2 separate regions of the Homo sapiens genome follow, and region 1 is linked to region 2. The links are chromatin contacts, found by Hi-C or POLR2A ChIA-PET in ENCODE. All regions are on one chromosome and are shown on one strand. The core of a region is the stretch at or near the end of the contact, and the rest is flanking DNA. Distances in the headings are between cores, read along the strand shown.

Region 1 (4,089 bases), core at 1,126-3,625, 120 kb after region 2:
CATCCCTTAGGGGTATCTGATGATGTAAAGGTCATTGTTGCATTTTTCCCCCCAAACTCAAGCCATAGGGGAGTCAGGTATGGCAGAGCAAGAGAAACAAACCATTCAGTGGTACTAGGCCACAGCTGGTAGTTTATTATTACTTCACTGTCAAAGACACCCTTACATTGTCGATGAAGTATGTCATTCACCCTCAGAATATGCATAAGGAGAGAACGTTGCAAGCATTTGGCAAACAGAAAATTCCTCCCTTCTTCCTTCTCTCCCTCTGCCCCTTCCCTTCCTCCTTTCTTAAGAAGTCCTCACTAAGAGGTTGCTATTCCAGGCAGAGATACACAAACACCAGGTCTCTGACCTACAGAAGCTCCCCCTCTAGCAGATACAAATAACTCTATGACAGGGCAACAGATGCCAGGAAAGAGATGGGTGCAGAGTGCCTGGGAAGCACAGAGGACAAGAACATGAATTCTACCCAAGGAAGGCGCATCGACAAGTGCTTCCCATAGGAGGTGCTGTTTGAACTGTGTTTTAAAGTTAGGAGGCAGAGTTTGCCAGGCAGAAAAGAAATCAAAGCCACTTGATTTAAGTGGCTTATGCAGAAAGAAACCATTGAAATTGAGCTTTCTGTAGAGTGAGTCCATGGAGGATTGAAACAACTGGTCAACAAGGAAAGAAGTCAGCCAGAATGATTATTTGACCTTGGACAGATCAAAAAGGAAAATTGTTGGACTGACTTTTTTTTTTTTTTGCATATGTTGACAGATGGAGTCAAGTAGAATGGAAAAGTGATTTGGATAATGCAGTCAAACTCCAAATGATTCTTTTGGTCCTACCAACAGAACAATCAAGTTGTGAGATCTGTCTCCTGCCTTGTGTTTCCTATATGACATGTCTTCAGGAAGACAGTGGCCAGAGGATGGGCTCCAGGAACATGAGGTCTTCGGGTCTAGACACCAGTTGCTGAGTCCAGGAATGTTAGGGGTACCAGAACCTCATCACTTTCTCTATGAAACATATTCCAAGACCCAGGAGGAAGGGACCCTGAGTACATGAATTGTTTCTCCAAATAGGCAGAGAGCTCAAGAGAGAAGAGGTTGTCATTTAGTCTGATTATTTAGGGGATCATAGCAATTGAAAGGCAGAAATGACCTCAAATGCCATTCTAATCTGAGTTTTCATTTTACTCAGAGGAACCTGAGTCCCAGACACTTGCATGAGGTCCCATGAAGTCAGTGACAGAGATGAGACTAGAACAAAGTTATTTTCAGTTCTGAGGCACAGCTCTATTCAAGAAACTTCGCTTTACATTCTACCTCATGACTTTACTGCTATTCCTTTTTTTTTTTTTTTTTTTTTTTTGAGACAGAGTCTAGCTCTGTCACCCAGGCGCTGCAGTGCAGTGACACGATCTTGGCTCACTGCAACCTCCATCTCCTGGGTTCAAGTGCTTCTCCTGCCTCAGCCTCCTGAGTAGCTGGGATTACAGGTGTCCACCACTGTGCCCGGCAAATTTTTGTATTTTTAGTAGAGATGGGGTTTTGCCGTGTTGGCCAGGTTGGTCTCAAACTCCTGACCTCAGGTGATCCACCTGCCTTGGCCTCCCAAAATGCTGGGATTACAGGCGTGAGACACCGCACCCGGCCTGATATTCCATTTTCATGAGGAAAAGGAAGCAAGTGGGAATGAATTAAGATGAAACACCAGTATGTAGAGATGATATTCCAGTGAAGTCAGGATTTAAGGTGAAAACTCTGCCTGGTCAGGTTGATTCTTGGCAATATCTCAACTAGACACCATGCTGGAGACCAGCAGGGGCCCCCTCTCTGAGACAAATGCAACCAGCTTTCCTATCCAGTGTTGGGAAAATGCACTGCTTCTTTAGTTGAGCACAAAGTATTTGGCTTATACCTAGGGGCTGTGCTGGATAAAAAACACATATCTCATAAAATCACACCCAGGGTGGGTTGACTTCAGCTCTTGCAGGATTGAAAGCAGCAACCTCAGTTCCTCTGACCACACAGGAACCACAGTGCCCTCCTGCCCCTCTAGACAGTTCCACATTTTGCCTCAGTCAAATTTCACCTTTGCAAGATTTCCTGCAGAACCTCCCTAGAGTCAGTCTTTCCCCTCTCTGTGGCCTCATTACCCATAGTTTTAGATTCTGTTTCTAGTACTTCATCAAAGTATTTTAAAATATTTCCACATAATCAGAGCACTTAGAGTCATGTATATTTCCTTCTTTTTTGTCAAATATAGATCTTTATATTTTACAGCTTTATTGAGGTATAATTGACCAAAAAACTGTATAAATTTAAGCTGTGCATGTGACGTTTTGATGTACGTTGTGAAACAGTCACCACAATCAAGCTAATTAACACATCCGTCACTTCACATAGTCATCCTTGTGTGTGTTTGTGGAGAACACTTAAGATCGGTTCACTTAGCAAATTTCAAGTCTATAATACAGCGTTATTAACTATAGTCACCCTGCTGTACATTTGATCTTCAGAACTTTTCAGAGTCCTTTGTATTTCTAAAGCAGCCTTTGAATTTGGGAACGGAATAGAAACAGCATTGGACAGTAGTCAGAAGACTTGGATTCGAATGTGTATGGTTAGGGCCCAGATAAGAAACAGATGACATATTCAATGGAAACTAGTAAGTAAAAAGGGACTATGTAGCAAGGCATGAGCCAGGTTCAGCAGGCTGGAGTTAGCAACAACGGAAGCCTGGTCACTCCTGGGGTGAAAGGAACCACAGGATGGAGCTGCGGCTTTGGGTCGAAAAATGCAACCGCTACTGAATCACATCCCAGAAGGGAAGCTGTTGATGGAGTAAATACCCCAGCCTTGCCCTCTACTCATCCTCCAATCTCTTGCCTTTGCCTCCCACCCAGAAGGCTAGAGAACCTGATCCATGTAGTTTACAGAGCTGGCTGGCAAAGGGAGCCAGGCCAATAAAGATGATCCAGCACAGGCTGCAGCTGAATCACTTCAGACAAACCTCTCCACTCTCTGATCCTCAGGATTTGTATTAGTAAAAACAAGTGGGTTGATCATCAGGAAGTGTCTCTGCTGCCTTCCTGCCTAACGTCCAATGACGCTATGACTGTAGGTAAAATAATGCACACATATTGATTTTTTAGATTTCCAGGGGCAGATATTCTCAATAAACCAGGACATAACTGCTGCTGTTAAAATGCTTCTTGAAACAGAATATGTGGAAATAGAAAGTCATGTCTTTATAACATAATTCAATGCTTAATACATTTCTGAGAAAAACAAGCTAGTCATTATTCTTTACTTTAAAAAAAAGTTACTTTTTTCAGCCTTGTTTATGCAACATCCCAATGTATGTCTTGAAAAATTATTCAATTCTTTTTTTTTTTTTTTTTTTTTTTGATGGAGTCTCGCTCTGTCGCCAGGCTGGAGTGCAGTAGCACAATCTCGGCTCACTGCAAGCTCCACCTCCCGGGTTCAAGCAATTCTCCTGCCTCAGCCTCCTGAGTAGCTGGGACTACAGGGGCACACCACCACACCCAGTTAATTTTTGTAGTTTTAGTAGAGATTGGGTTTCACCATGTTGCCCAGGATGAGCTCAATCTCTTGACCACATGATCTGCCCACCTCAGCCTCCCATAGTGCTGGGATTACAGGCGTGAACCACCTTGCCTAGCCTATTCAATTCTTTTTTATGCCTAGGCCTTTGTTTAGACCCTTGGTCTCGAAATGACCTAGTCATCTTATCTAACCTATGTGGGGCTTCTTTTAATCATTTGTAATTTGAAAAAAGACAAAAGTCACCTGTCAAAGCATTCTTTGGTGCTGTGTGGGTCGGGAGGCACCCATTTCCAAATTCAGTAAGCAGGAACCCTCAAAGGTGGTGGAACTCTAAGAGGAATCTTAAGAAACCTTGGTGTCTCCCAACCAAGGGTCCCTCATTAGTAGCCTAGCTCTGGAAAGATGGGGACTGACCATCACAATTTTTCAGGTTTGTTTCTCTCTTACAACCAGTCTTCACAGAGCATGTTCTAGGCACCAGGAAATAGCAGTGAACAAGACAAGGTCACTGTTTCTAAAAGCAAAAGAA
Region 2 (3,723 bases), core at 921-3,420:
TTCAGAGATCGATCCATACTGGTATATGTAGCTCTATCTCATTTACTTTAACTGCTGTATAGTACTGCATTACATGACTAATTCACAACTTGTCCATCTTTTCATTGATAGGCATTTAAATGATTTCCAGTTTTTGCCTTTACAAACAATGATGCAATGAACATATGTTCACCTGTCACTTTGTATACATGTGCAAGAGACTTTTAGCTTACATACCTAGAAGTAGAATGACTAAATCTTAGGATATATACATCTTCAACTTTGACAGATATTGCCAATGCACTCTCCAGCATAGACTCACCAACTTACACTCCCACCAGCAATGTATAAGAATATTTGTTTCCCTGCATCCTTGACAAACTTGGTTTTATCAGATATTATCATTTTTGCCAGCCTCAGGGGTTTGAAATCATATCACACTATGGTTTTGATTTGGATTTCACTTGATATTAATGAGACTGAGTTGTTTCTTTCTTTTTTCCATGACTGTCCAGTTCATATTAGTTGTCCATTTTTATTGGATTATCTTTTCCTATTAATTTGTAGGAATTTAAAACATACATCTGTATCAAGAATTTTTGCTATCTGTAGGCATTATAAGTATCTTCTTTCAGTCTGCAGCTTATATTTTAACTCTCTATTGTGTCTTTGTTGGCACACAAGTATAATATTTCAATATAAGTCTCTTCCTTTGGATGTATGCCTTTTGAGACATAGCTCTGATGTTTTAAAGTGCCCTATGTTTGCAACTCAAAGTTTTAAACTTTCCCTTTCATACTGAGGTCTTAATTCCATCTGTAATTTACCTGGGTATAGAGTATGACATAGGGATATTTCTTTTTTTCCATAGCTAATTATCCCAGCACTTGAGTAGTTCACTCTTTCTCTGCAGATTTGTGTTGCCATCTCTGTTATAAACCAAATTTCCATGTATTCATGGGTCTGTTTCTGGAACTTTTCCCTCTCAATTTGTCTCTCCCTATGCAAATACCAAACTCTTTAATTACTTTCAGAAGGCAGTTTTTACTGACACCTCACTATTTTCTGGGTGAGATGTGAATACCTCCAGGAAGGGTGATGCTCTAAATCAATGACAATGCCATGTGCATACTGTCCTTAGATTCCTTCCAATCTGTCAATCCACTGAGAGGAAATTTTGGTGGAGAAAATCCAAGGGAGATCCAGAGAACACAGGGCTCCAGGAAAGGGGAAAGGAGAGAGACTCAGAGAGAGGGTCTCTCAAGCAAGAAGCAAAACATAGCACCTCCAATTACTCAAACTTTTTCTAGGCTTTATCCTGAACATAGTTATATTTGCCCAGAAATAGCATATTTCAATATATAAATGTACCCCACAGCATTCTATAACACTTATCATAAAATCATAACCAGACCATAGCTAATATTTATTGGCACCTAGGCTAAACATTGATAGTAAATATGACTTTATTAAATCCCATAACGTGGGTAATTTCCCTGAAATATAGATGAGAAAATTGAAGCTCAGAGAAGCAGAGTGATTTGCCCAAGGTCACACAGCTAGTTAGTGGCAAAACCCAATCTACCTTCCTTGCTACTATATTCCACTGCCTCCATGTTGTAGAATGTACCACATTAGAGTGGGATTACCTGCTTTTGAAGGGAGAGAGTGAATCTTGTTTTACCATTACGTTCTCAACCCAAGCACTGTGTTAGTCACACAACAGGCTCTCAATCAATACTTGTAGACAAGAATGAATAGATGCATGTTAGCTGTGGAGTCTGTGGTTTCTGAGTCATGAAAGGTCTACGTGGTTTATTTAGTTGTTTGGGGGAGAACAGTCTTCACCTTACTTCCTCTGAAAGCCACGCCAAGCCTCTTTTCTTCTTACCCTCAGATAATGAGCTGAGTTACAAATACACAGCAAAGTCTTTCCACCTACACAGATCCTAGGAGTGTACAAATTGATTTGGGGGTGGGAGAACCAGGCACACAAAGGTCAGTGCCAGCAGCACTTCCAGCTTGGACATTTGTTTTCATCTTCTAGAAATAATATTCCCATTTCCCAGATGTTTCAGTGTCATCAGCTTTGTTTCTCAGCAGAGGCAACTGCAACTATTCCTCCTCATGAGGCTGCGTGCTAAATCTGAAAAGCGTTTGCAGCTCAGCCCCACAAAGATTGCTGCTGCAGTGGGGATTCCCAGCCAGCACAGAGCCCTTTGCTGTCGAGTGGATTTCCCCGACATAAGAAGTGAGTGGACCACTGGTCCCTGGGGGATTGTCAGCACCATAACTTCTTTGAAAAAAAAAGTATTTTGGGGTGGTGGGGTTGGGAGACAAGGATCTGTAAAGGGAGGCTATAGTGCATTGGGAACTGGTTTGGAAGACATGGCTCTCTCTTCTGCAGAACAGAATGGATTCATCAATGATGGCTTCACAGCAGTTAGGCCTCCATCACCAACCACCTTGGGTTAACTACTTTACCACCTCTGAATTGAGCTCAGCCTCAGAGCTTCTCAGGGCCCATGTGGGCTCCATTCCAGCAATAAGCATTTGGAAAGCTTCGCATCTGAGAAAGTGCCTCCCGTGAGTTATCTGTGCTAGGAACTCACATCTGCTGTCATTGTCATTCACTTGGATTCTGACATTGATCCAGAATTTCCTAGAAAACACTGTGCTTTCTGACTACTGCTGTGATCTGTGGCTCCCAGATCAGCTTTTACCACCAGCCCTTACCACACGCCTTGCTGTGGCTTCTTGCCTTGTCTCCATAAGCATTGCTCTCTGGAGCTGGCACATGACTTGGCAGGAAACCCCTGGCCTAGAAAAGTCTCCTTACTTTCAACACTCCATTCACTCATTCAACAAACATTTCCTAACACCTGCTATGTTCAGGCACTCGTCTAGGCATTGGGATACAACAATAAACAGGCAAAGTCTGTGCTCTCAAAGTCTTGCACTCTAGTGAAGAGGATAGAAAATCTGCACATAGATAAAGAGCTATTGAACATAATATTCTGTAGTAATGAGCAGCACCATGAAGCAAAAATAAACTAAGATTAGAGAATTGAGATTGGCCTGGGGAGGGGGTAGCACTTCAGAGAGAGGGGTCAATGAAGAAGATAACATTGAAAAAACCTGAACAGATGAGAGAGATTACTGGGGGAACATACCTGGTAAAAGGGCCGAGGGGGAAACGTGCTTGGCAAGATTAAGGACAAAAGTAGGTCAAGGTGCCTAGAAAAGAGAGAGAGAGAGAGAGAGAGAGAGAGAGAAACAGAGAAGGTATGAAAGGAAACAAGTGTATCATGATGTGCTCCTAATCAGCCAATCCTCTTAGCTCATGAGACCTCAGCCTAGATCCCCAAACCATCACCTGCCATCTTACCCAAATTATAGACACAAGCATAAAGAGAAATGGAAAGTTTCATGCATTTACCCTTTGCTAATCGATCCAATGACAGTAAACTCCAAGGAAGGCAGTACTAGGAATTCCTGAAGCCTATATGGGGCCAATGAACACTTAGAAATTAGATATGACTATGGAGTAAAGCAGAAAAAGGTCCCTTGGTAGTCCTGGCAAATACGTGGTACATGCGTCACCTCTCCCCACCTCCAAACCCAAGCTCACAAGCCCAGTGCCAATCAACAATGTCATTCTCATTCATTGAAATGGGATTAGTCATCCTGACAGATTATTGACATTCTGGCTCCAGAGTTACCTATAATGGTCTAGTTTCTTGA

What was found. Hi-C counts contacts between places; a loop is a spot of excess contacts on that map. ChIA-PET counts read pairs that join two places held with the same protein, here RNA polymerase II (POLR2A). Pooled maps may share reads with other maps.
Region 1: a loop to region 2 is called in a map of naive thymus-derived CD4-positive, alpha-beta T cell, with 7 times the contacts of the local background. The contact joins two enhancer-like sites. A Hi-C loop is called at or near these places in 1 of 168 maps with a recorded cell type or tissue (naive thymus-derived CD4-positive, alpha-beta T cell), 1 of 37 single-sample maps with no recorded cell type and 13 of 50 pooled maps. POLR2A ChIA-PET finds 5 or more read pairs at or near these places in 2 of 52 experiments (HEK293 and activated T-cell).

Annotation. Positions count from the first base shown.
Region 1 is chr10:62,851,141-62,855,229 of GRCh38, forward strand. No RefSeq gene overlaps it. Among named protein-coding and RNA genes, the nearest start is that of EGR2, 37 kb to the left of the region's middle. Within about 2 kb of position 2,376, at least 4 of the 41 ENCODE cell types and tissues checked have a DNase peak (open chromatin) inside an H3K27ac peak, as active enhancers do.
Region 2 is chr10:62,731,366-62,735,088 of GRCh38, forward strand. No RefSeq gene overlaps it. Among named protein-coding and RNA genes, the nearest start is that of ADO, 71 kb to the right of the region's middle. Within about 2 kb of position 2,171, at least 6 of the 41 ENCODE cell types and tissues checked have a DNase peak (open chromatin) inside an H3K27ac peak, as active enhancers do.